3 separate regions of the Homo sapiens genome follow, and all the other regions are linked to region 1. The links are chromatin contacts, found by Hi-C or POLR2A ChIA-PET in ENCODE. All regions are on one chromosome and are shown on one strand. Each heading gives the region's core, a stretch centred on a gene start or an enhancer-like site at or near the end of the contact. The rest is flanking DNA. Distances are from core to core; before and after follow the strand shown.

What was found. A loop is a pair of places that touch in the nucleus more often than their neighbours do. ChIA-PET counts read pairs that join two places held with the same protein, here RNA polymerase II (POLR2A). Pooled maps may share reads with other maps.
Region 2: a pooled map shows a loop between it and region 1 (3-fold over the local background). The contact joins two enhancer-like sites. A Hi-C loop is called at or near these places in 2 of 168 maps with a recorded cell type or tissue (A673 and dorsolateral prefrontal cortex) and 2 of 50 pooled maps. POLR2A ChIA-PET finds 5 or more read pairs at or near these places in 2 of 52 experiments (CD4-positive, alpha-beta memory T cell and activated T-cell).
Region 3: a loop to region 1 is called in a map of endothelial cell of umbilical vein, with 5 times the contacts of the local background. The contact joins two enhancer-like sites. A Hi-C loop is called at or near these places in 3 of 168 maps with a recorded cell type or tissue (A673, PC-3 and endothelial cell of umbilical vein) and 1 of 50 pooled maps.

The regions. Positions count from the first base shown.
Region 1 is chr2:12,930,644-12,934,306 of GRCh38, forward strand. No RefSeq gene overlaps it. Among named protein-coding and RNA genes, the nearest start is that of MIR3125, 200 kb to the left of the region's middle. Within about 2 kb of position 1,713, at least 2 of the 41 ENCODE cell types and tissues checked have a DNase peak (open chromatin) inside an H3K27ac peak, as active enhancers do.
Region 2 is chr2:12,757,306-12,760,968 of GRCh38, forward strand. No RefSeq gene overlaps it. Among named protein-coding and RNA genes, the nearest start is that of MIR3125, 22 kb to the left of the region's middle. Within about 2 kb of position 2,111, at least 3 of the 41 ENCODE cell types and tissues checked have a DNase peak (open chromatin) inside an H3K27ac peak, as active enhancers do.
Region 3 is chr2:12,786,212-12,789,874 of GRCh38, forward strand. No RefSeq gene overlaps it. Among named protein-coding and RNA genes, the nearest start is that of MIR3125, 51 kb to the left of the region's middle. Within about 2 kb of position 1,785, at least 5 of the 41 ENCODE cell types and tissues checked have a DNase peak (open chromatin) inside an H3K27ac peak, as active enhancers do.

The DNA.
Region 1 (3,663 bases), core at 463-2,962:
GAGAGACAATGACATCCATACCCTTTTTTTAGAGTCTGCTGAGCTGAGGAACAATCTCTGTGCTCCATAGAGTGTGTTTTTGCAAGTGTAAATTACCATTGGGGGCCATGTCAAAGTAAGCCTTTTTCAGAGACTTGTGCACCTGTTGGAGATAGAATGCTCTAGGCCAAGTAGTTGTGGGCTTACTGTCCATATCCATCCAGAGTTGCAAAGAAAATACTTCCTTTTGATTCCAGGACAGTCTTGGAATTAGTCTTTAGAGAAGGCTATTCTGCTTAAATCTGCATGGTTGCAACATTGCACCAGTAATCTCTATATATTGGTTTTCTTATTTTTTCATATGACAAAATGAAGCTCAGAAAAGTTGAGAAACTTGCACACACACACAACTAGTAAGTAAAGGAATCAGAATTTGACTCTGCATGTTCTTCCTTATGGCACCACCTCCTTATCCAAGCCCAAAATGTAGATTTAAGGCAGGGACAGGAAAGAGGGTGTGCATACAGAAGTGGCCCCAAATGAGGTCTCTTGGGTCTTTATTTAGGGCAAGCTCAGCAGAGATATTTTTTTCTCTGTACATCAGGAATTGTGTTTTTAAGGCATTAAACCACACAGTGAAAATAGGAGAGAGGTGAGCAAAGTCCTGGCAGGTTGCTCTCTGCCTTCAGTAATGCAGTTGTGTGTTTTCCCGGGAGCCCTAGAAGAGGGATGGGGAAGATGGTCCAGAATAGTCCTGAATTGTAGAGCTTTCCTATTTATACTGACATCTCGTGGTAGTGCTGTGTGACTGCAATCTGCATTGTCTTGGGAGCCAAGCATTCAACTTTACCAATATTCATTTTACTCATTCGTGAATTAATTGAACCAGAAGTTGTTACTAAGCACTTGGTATTTGCCAGGCACTGTGCTAGACACTAGAGAATACTATGACATGCTCACAGAAAGATCCTGGGAAAGACCAAATTGGAAACTCTTAAAGGAGCTCAATGCTTATCAAAGCGTTAAGAACAACAACTAGTGAATGTAGGTGGCAGAGTTGGCCAGGTACTTAGTAATGGTGGTACTATGTCCTCTGCATTTATCATCCCATTGAATCTTCATAATGATCCTCACTGGTGAGTATTCTCATTCAGATTTCAGATGGAAGGAAACTAAAACTATAAGAGGTTATTTAAAACACCCTAGTTTAAAAACCTCCTAAGCAGTGAAGTTAGGATTTGAACTCTGATTTTTGAGATCTCACAGCCAGAACTATACTTCTCTGTGAACAAACAGCAAGAAGAGATTAATTCCAATGGTCAAGTGTCATTTGAAAAGGGCTTAAGTTTATTTGCACGAGATTTAGCCCATGACAATCATGGGTATCAGACTTCCCAGATGTCTACTAGTTAAATGAAACTAGGTCTGTTCAATTTAATTTAATTTAGCAACCAAAACCCTACTGCTAACATCTTTGTGCATATGTTTCAGTTGGTCTTCTTCTATAAACTCGTAAATACATGAATATATAAACAAAAAAGGGAATCATACTGTATATGCTGTTTGTAACTTTCTTATTTTGTCTAATTTATTAGCTTCCTATTGCTAAACACCAACTTATCACAAATTTAGCTGAAAACAACTCCCATTTATCTCATAGTTCTGCAGGTCAGATTTCCAGGCAGGCTCGATTGGATTCTCTGCTTAGGATCTCACAAGGACAAAGTCAAGATAATGTGCCCAGCTGGGCTCTTATCTGGAGGCCCTGGGGAAGAATCTGCTTCCAAGCTCATTCTGGTCTTGGGCAGACTTGAGTTTTTTGTCACTGCAAAACTGAGGACCTTTTTTATTCTTGCTGGGTGCTGGCCACGGACCAATTTTGCTCCTAGAGGCTCCTCTCAGGTCCTTGACAATGACCCTCTATCTCAGCAATGGACAGCCGCCTCCAGGTCAAATCTCTCCCCACTTCTAATCTCTCGAAACTTCTCTTCTACTATTATCTGGGAAAATTCCTATTTTCAAAGGGCTCTTACCATTAGGTTAGGTCTACCAAGATGACCTCCCCTATCTTAAGATCAACTGATAAGTAACCATAATGACATCTGCAAAATCCCTTTTGCTGTGTAATGTAGTATATCCTGGGAATGCCACTGGGGCAAAAGTCAAGGGGCATTTTAGAATTCTGGCTACCACGTTTAACAAACATGTTTTCAAAATGTATTTATTGACAGCGTACTTTGTGCTTGAGTCTAGGCTCTAGAGCTATGATAGTGAACAGAATACATAAAAACTGCATTCATGTAGCTGACATCTAGTGTCCTGGAAGGAGATTTTCTATATTGAGGAATATGCCTATATAACTTTTCATTTTTATAGATATGTAATTCCACTGTATAAATATACCATAATTTAAATAAGTACTTCCAGCTATTGAATAATTTAGATTCTTTTCAATTTTTGCATTTGTAAACAACATGGCAATAGAATTCTTTTGCACTATTTGCAGATAGATGCCTGGAAATGGAATTTATGGGTCAAAGTGTATTATTTTGACACATGATATTAAACTGTTTCCTGGAAAGTCTTGACAATCCAGCATTCCTGCCACCATTTTTTTTTGTCTTTGCAAATATTTTCAGTGAGATTGAATTTTTTACCTCTATATTATGTACATATATAAGTATATAGTATATTTATAATCCTTTTTATGCCTTTCCTAGTCACATTTTTTGATGATTTTTTTTCACTAGGATTTGTTTTACTTTTTTGTATCATTTTACTACAGTTATTTAAAGTATTAACTTTGCTGTTACGTATTACTACAGATTTTATGCCAGTTCATTGTCTTTCAATTACATTTATGGCATCTTTTGATATAACATTTTTGTAATCCAATTTATTCATATTTTCTTTTAATAGTTGGTAAATAACTGGATTCATAGTTGGTAAAGCTTTTTCATTCCTTTATATAAGAATGCAGATGTATATTTATATACACATGTATATTTTAAAATTTTATTTTAGTATAGGAATATTTAACTTGGTAATAAATTAGGGACTACACATTATTTTTCAGAAGTGTAACCAGATGTTCTGACATTACTTCATGAATAAACCAAACGTCTCAACATGCCCTCAATGTTTATAAATACTTTTTTCTCTTTCTTAACTTTCTATATATTTTCACTGCTTGGGTTCCCTTGCATGATCCCACAGGAGTTTTATTGTTACAACTTTAGGATGTTTTAATATGATAATCCCAGTCTTTTTTCATTACTCTTCTTAAAAATATCCTGGTCAATCTCACACTTTATCCTTCCAAATATGCCATAAAAATAATTTTAATTCAAATCCAGACTTGTTAGTGTTCAATCTGAACATGAGAACAATATGGAAAGGCAATATCAGCTTTGGAAGCCTATGAATTAACTTCATATGTCCCTAAGTCCTTCTCCTAGCCCGTCCATGCTCCAGTTCATGATTACCTGAGAGTCTCTGTGATACCTCACTCTCTCCTTTGCTTCCTAATCGACCTACTCCAATCACTCACCTACACAAGCTTAATGACACCCACCGTTCTTAAATATGTCAATTGTCTTCTTCCAGACCACTACTGGCTTACTCCTGAGTGTCATCTTCTTTTTGTGTCATCTGTTTAGTGACCTGCATATCAGCTTGCTGGCT
Region 2 (3,663 bases), core at 861-3,360, 170 kb before region 1:
TTCGTTTTAAACTTCATCTCCCTCTTTCCTTTCCCTCCCTCCCTTCCTTCCTTTGTGTATTTATTCAGTCAGACAATCAATCAGCAAATATTCCTGAGAAACTTTTCTGCATCACACATTGCACAGGAAATACAGGCAAAAGAAATAGAATATCCAGAAAATTCTTGAGCTCAGGCTATAATGGAGAAGCTGACAAATTACATGACCACTGTGCTCCGTGAGAATTTCTGTTCCGTAGGTACACCTGAGGAGTATGGGAAGACTTGATCCAGCCTGCACGGAGGTAAAGAAGGACTCACTGGAAAAGATCATGGCCAAATTGAGTCCTGGAGAATGAGTAAGCGTCCATGAAGCAAAAATGAGTATTTTTAGGTAGAGGTATCAAAAGCCTATAGGTATGAGACTATGGTATGTTCCAGGCAGCTGCTATCCAAATCCAAAATCAATAGGCTGTAAAATGCACCATGTTTGAGTCAATAAAAGTTATTCAATAGTCAAAGAAAACACACTTTCTTGTTTTGAAACTCTGAACAATTCTTTTTCAGGAATTATAAAGAGCATACAGTGATATCATAAGCAAAGTTCTTAGAATAAATTTTGTTATAGACATAGATATAGATGTTGCCTAATTACATCTTATAGTCTTTTAGGGGGCCTAAAAAGCATGTTCTTAGCATTAAATGGGTGGTACAACATGCCAGAGAGTATAAATTCTTAAGGAAGGGAGATAGTTTCATGGGGACTGGGGCTTTCTAGGAAGACTCTTTGCAAAGATACCTCTATCCTTGAGTATTGATTAATTTCCCAAAATTAAAATATGTACCAAAAGGGGTGATAAATGACCCTTTGCTTCTGGGTTTGCTGACAGCTGGGCCTGAGCCTTGAATTTTGAGGTGTTCATATTGTAGAGCACCCCAAAAGGCTAGCCCCAACTGGGCAGAATCAATGCAGGCGCATTGACAGTGGATTCCATCTGATGTTATCAGCTCAGGGAGTTAAACAGGACTTGGTCCACTTGGGCCATGTTCTCCCTGGATCCCAGGTCTAATGAAGTGGCTGCTTTCACCAAGATTCATGCTTTACACTGTCAGTATTATACCACCTGGAGAAAATTGTTTCTTCCTTTTAAAAAATAATTTCCAGAAGCTTATTTCTTTATACATACTAAGGAAAACATGGCTTCACATGTCTACAGACATGATAGGGGATGCAATTCATATGTTTATATCCTAACTTCCTAAGTGATGGTATAGGAGGTGAGGCCTTTGGGAGGTGATTAGGTCATAGGGGGGCAGGCAGAACCCTCATTAATGGGATTAATGCCATTATGAAAGAAACCCCATTGCAACCCGCGACCCCTTGAGCAATGTGAGATGACAGTGAGAAGACGGCTGTCTACGAGGAATGGGCCTTCACTGGACACGGAATCTGCTGATGCCTTGATCTTGGATTTTCCAGCCTCCAGAACCATGAGAAATCAATTTCTGTTGTTTTATATGCTACCTAGTCTATGGTATTTTGTGATAGAAGCCTGAATGGCCTAAGACAGGGGTTGAAAGCATAGGAATAGGGTAAAACGTTCTTGGTCTGAATTTTGGTTTCGCCTCTTTGAAGCTGAATAATGTTAGGCAAGTTATTGAACTTTTCTGTGTTTCAGTTTCTTCATTTGTAACTTGGGGATGATATGTGTGTGTCTAATGTAATGTTTTCCTAGTATAGTGTACACAAGAGATGCAATAATGACATTATTATTATTAATTGATGGCCATTTTAGTTTATCTTAATTTGCTTCCTGGGAACCTCTGGGACAGACATTTCCTTAGAGGAGAGAAAAAGGAGTAATTACAAACTGGCTGCCAGTGGACCCATAAGCTCCCTGGGAGTCCATTGTAAGGGAATCCTTGTGTTCCATGTACCTAATGGGCCTGATAGGCAGAAACAACAAAATGCAGAAGGTATGCTCAACCGGTGGAGCCAGGGCCAGGGCTGGAAGTGACCTCAGGTGTCCCCATGCATGGCAGTTAAATCGCTCAGGAGAGATCCTATGGAAACTAGGATGGGATGCCAGGAGGTGTTGCAATATTATTTTAGAGGATTCATCTGCTTAGTATTATGCTTCCCCTCATTTAACCCTCAGAGGTTTTGGATTCTGTCTGGTGTGAAAATTTTTTTCTGTTTAGAAAGAGTTCCGCTCATTACTTTAGCAGACGGCACATGGGGAGAACTTGTTTATCCTGCTAAGTGAGTCATCAATATCCTGCTCTATACTAAGCCATGGAATGGCAGACTTGGAAGGGACCTCAGGGCTCATCCAGCTCAGCTCCCTCATGTTACCACTGCAGAAATGTGTGCCCTGTGAAGAGAAGGACTTGCATAAAATGACACCATGATGGAGCTGACCCTAAAATACAGGTCTCCTGATTCCACCTCATGTGTATTCTAGTAAATGCAACAGACACCTACTGAATTTTGGAGGGATGAAGGGCAAAGGGAACAGTGCTAGACATCATACACATTGTTTTCCAAATTAACCTTTCAGCAGCTCTTGAAGCAATTCATATTTAAGAAGGGAAACACGCCACTTTGTTAAGAATATGTAAATTAAAAAATAGCACCATCATTCCCTCTACATACAAAGTATTTGTGTATTTACACCCAGCCACTGTGCTAGGTGCAAGAATATGGTAGAGAATAAAACAGGTACCAACTATGGTTTTGCCCTCATTGAGTTTATAATCCGGTGAGCTCTAGAATCTATACTACTATACTGGTGGTTTTAAAATTGGTTACATGAAGTACTAGAGTCCCACAGAGATGCCTCAAGGTCTACTTTGAGGCCATTGAAGTCAGAATTCTTTTTGGTTAATCCACTAAATGAGTTCCTGCTTCTTTCCTTGTATTACTCAGAAAATCTTCAGCTGTAAGTGCAAAAAGTTAAATTCTCTTGACAACAACAATAGAAACAATATAATATATTGGAAATCTTCTATCAAATAAGTCAGGATCCAATAACTTGAATGAGGACATCAGGATTTTCTCTTTCTCCCTTTCTCTCTGCCTTGCCATTCTGCTTATCTCTGCTTGGCTTCACTAGTCACAATCTACCTCCAAATAGCAGATAATATGACTGTTGGCAGCCCCAGATTTACAACCTTCCAGCAGAAAGAAACATTCCCTCTTCCTATATCTATATACCACTCTCAGGAAAGAATCTTGTAGGTTCTGCTTGAGTTGCTTGCTTGTCTCTGGACAAGTCACTGGAGGCAAGCGTATAGGGATACCCTTACTAGTAGCTAGTGCTCAGGTGTCAACACCTGTGGAGGGGGTACAGGGCACTATTATTGACAGTCCCACCAGGATAAAAAAGAATGGCAACAGAAAGACAGGATGAGAATGTACAGGCCGGTGGGAGGACCAAAGGTCGATTACACATTTTCTTTCTCTTTAAGTTGATATAGATCTCTATGACCTTATTCTACTTATTGTTTTTTTTTCCAAAATTAATTAATAGCAAAGATGATTCCTGGCAGCTCAAAATAACACACAGAAAAAATGAAATTCAAATCCCTGACCTCAGGTAAAAGGCAAAAAAGGAGTGATCATTGTATGATACTAGATATCCTAGCTGGGAAAAGACATGAACATTGAGGACACAATTTCAGC
Region 3 (3,663 bases), core at 535-3,034, 140 kb before region 1:
CCCTATTGTCTTGGCAATTAACATTTAGCTCCTCATTAATCATGCAAATTTTTGCAGCCAGCTTGAATTTCTCCTCAGAAAATGGGTTTTTCTTTCCTATTACATTGTTAGGCTGCAAAATTTCCAAACTTTTATGCTCTGTTTCCCTTTTAAACTGAATGCTTTTTAACAGCACTCAAGTCACCTCTTGAATGCTTTGCTGCTTAGAAATTTCTTCTGCCAGATGCCCTAAATCATCTCCCTCAAGTTCAAAGTTCCACAGATCTTTAGGGTGGGAGCAAAATGTCACCAGTCTGTTTGCTAAAACATAGCAAGAGTCACCATTTCTCCCCTTCCCAACAAGTTCCTCATCTCCATCTGAGCCCACCTCAGCCTGGATTTCATTGTCCATATCATTATCAGCATTTTGGTCAAAGCCATTCAACAAGTCTCTAGGAAGTTCTAAACTTCCCAACATTTTCCTGTCTTCCTCTGAGCCCTCCAAGTCTCTAGGAAGTTCCAAACGTTCCCACATTTTTCTGTCTTCTGAGCCCTCCAAACTGTCTCAACCTCTATCCGTTACCCAGTTCCAAAGTTGCTTCCACATTTTTGGGTATCTTTACAGCAGTGCCACCAGTAGCAATTTAGTGTGTTAGTCTGTCACATGCTGCTAATAAGGACATACCTGAGACTGGGTAATGTATAAAGAAAAAGAGGTTTAATCGAATCACAGTCCCATGTGGCTGGGAAGGCCTCACAATCGTGGTGGAAGGCAAAAGGTACATCTTACCTGGGGACAAGCAAGAGAGGATGAAAGCCAAGCAAAAGGGGAAACCCCTTATAAGACCAATAGATAACTTGAGACCTATTCACCACCACAAGAACAATATGAGGGAACTGACCCCATGATTCAATTATCTCCCACCAGGTCCTTCCCACAACATGTGGGAATTATGGGAGCTACAGTTCAAGATGATATTTGGGTGGGGACACAGCCAAACCATATCAAATATTGTAGTTATTTTAGGTCTTACTTGATCAAACACAAAAGTCTAACAACGTTAGTTCAATTTTTGTGTAATTCAGTCTCAAAAATTACTGTCTTTTGGTTTCTCAACTTGGGCTTCATTTTGAGAAAAATTATACTTTATTATCATTACTCCTCTTCTCTAATGGGATAGGATATGGGTTATATTGGGTTCTTTTTCTCTGGCCATGTTCTCTGTCATTTCATTTAATCTTCATAATGGCAATATGGGTAGAAATTCTTATTCCAGTTTTACAGATGAGGAAAATGGAATTCAAAAAGACTAAGAGACTTGCATGAGAGCATACTTCCAAGTAAGTGTGAAAGCTAGGCTTCCAATTCTGGTTAATTTATCTCAAAGCATATAAGGCTTACACTACTATACCCTATCTACCTCTCACATAATTTACCACATTATTTTGTAATGCTTACTCATTTGCACCTCCTACAAGTTTTTAGTATCCTACTATGCAGAGAATATAATGTATTTACCTTTGAGTTCCTTGTGTCTAACAGAATGCTTTATTAAGAGTGAACATTTAGTGAATAAATGAATGAATAAATTAATACTAGTAAGTATGACCAGTTTATTCTGCTGAATGACGTACATATTAAAACGATTAGAAACCTATTACCGTCTTAGATCCACTCACCCAAATAAGGCATGTAGGGCTGCATATATGGCTAGCTGGAACCATAGGCAATGATGGGGTGGTTGGAGTCTGTTATTCTCTGTCTTGAGGCAAGCCAGGTGATTCATCACATGGGGTGGGAGAGGATTGTTGGAAAAAGGATCTGAGAGGAAGTTAGGGTCAAAGAGAGGATGTGGAAGTTGAACCATGGTTCACACAAGAACCGGGAACAAATCCAAAGGAAAAGGAGTTCCAAAAGAAAAGAATTTATTTCTCTCTCCTTAGAATTCCATTCCATTGTATGAGCAATGTTTGGAGAAAGGACAGAAGAGAGAAAGGGAAACAGAAAGACAATATTTTCCTAAGTTGTTCTTTGTTAGGCGCTGTAATGGAGTGGAATGAGACCTGGATATGGCGTCAGAGAGACTGGGGCTCAAGAACTGTGCTCTGACATTTATTAGCTGTGGGCAAATAACTTAACATGTTTAAATCTTCATTTCTCATCTGTAAAATATGGTTGATACTATCCAACTTAAAAATCACAGTGCAAATTAAATGAGATAATCGTTGTGAAAATGTCTAGCATGGTGTCAGCCACGTATTAAATGTTCCGAGAGTGTTTACATAGATGACTAAGAAAAGCTTTAGTCTTCCTAAATATTTTCCAGGAAAGACTATCATGATGGGAACTGTTGGACAGGCAAGTCAGTAAATAGCAAGAAGGACTTGACCTTCTGTGTCTCCGGGATCCCACAGTTGCATAGACTTGGTGAGAGACTAATATGAAACAAATGTGTACTAGAAATATATTTTCTAAGCAAGCTCTCTTCCTGAGGAGCTGGGGAAGAGATTAAATCCTTTTCTGCCTGCATTCAACATGGATCTCCTGAATGGTGGTTGGCTGCCAAGCACTGTCTTGGACCTGGACAGACAAAGATGCAAAGACAGTGCTCCAGTTCTCTAAGGAATTGTGGTCTGTGGAGTCAGAAGGATATTTAGTGAGTGTTTTTCTATGTTGGGGAGGGCTGCTATATTGATTAAATTATGCATTCAGACACAAGTCACAGTTTTTGAGCTCCTTCATTGTTGTTATTTTTACACACACGTTTTCCAATTTAATTCTCACTAAAATGCCTCATGTTGTCATATCCATCTCTGCATTAGATGACAAGATGAAAACACAGAAACTAGGCATTGGTTTTAAGTTATTAAATTATAGGAGAAATGATCCAATTTAAAAATCAATGTTTTATATGTAAAGGGCAATCATGAAAAATATCCACACAAAATCTTGGAAAATATTAATATAATTATTCAGTTTATTTAGAGAAATGAGTAAGTTTTTCCTAACTGCTCTCACTGCAAACCCCAAAATGAAAAAAACAAAGTTAGAGGCAAATACTTTACATTGGATTGATACTAGGGGATGAATGTGAACCTCAACAATAACACTTCAATAAGTGGTATTTTACATTAAGCAGTTTTTCTTTTGAAAATATCTATTTTGACTTGACACCAAGTTTAAACTGATTCCATATTCAATACCTCTCTTTATACACCATAGATTCCTCACTTTTGACATCTTTAGTTTGATTCTTTTTTAAATTAACTTATTTTTTCTATTATTATACTTTAAGTTTTAGGGTACATGTGCACAACATGCAGGTTTGTTACATATGTATACATGTGCCATGTTGGTGTGCTGCACCAATTCACTCGTCATTTAGCATTAGGTATATCTCCTAATGCTATCCCTCCCCGCCTCCCCCCTCCCCACAACAGTCCCTGGTGTGTGATGTTCCCCTTCCTGTGTCCATGTGTTCTCTTTGTTCAGTTCCCACCGATGAGAACATGCGGTGTTTGGTTTTTTGTCCTTGTGATAGTTTGCTGAGAATGATGGTTTCCAGCTTCTTCCATGTCCCTACAAAGGACATTAACTCATCCTTTTTTATGGCTGCATAGTATTCCATGGTGTATATGTGCCACATTTTCTTAATCCAGTCTATCATTGTTGGACATTTGGGT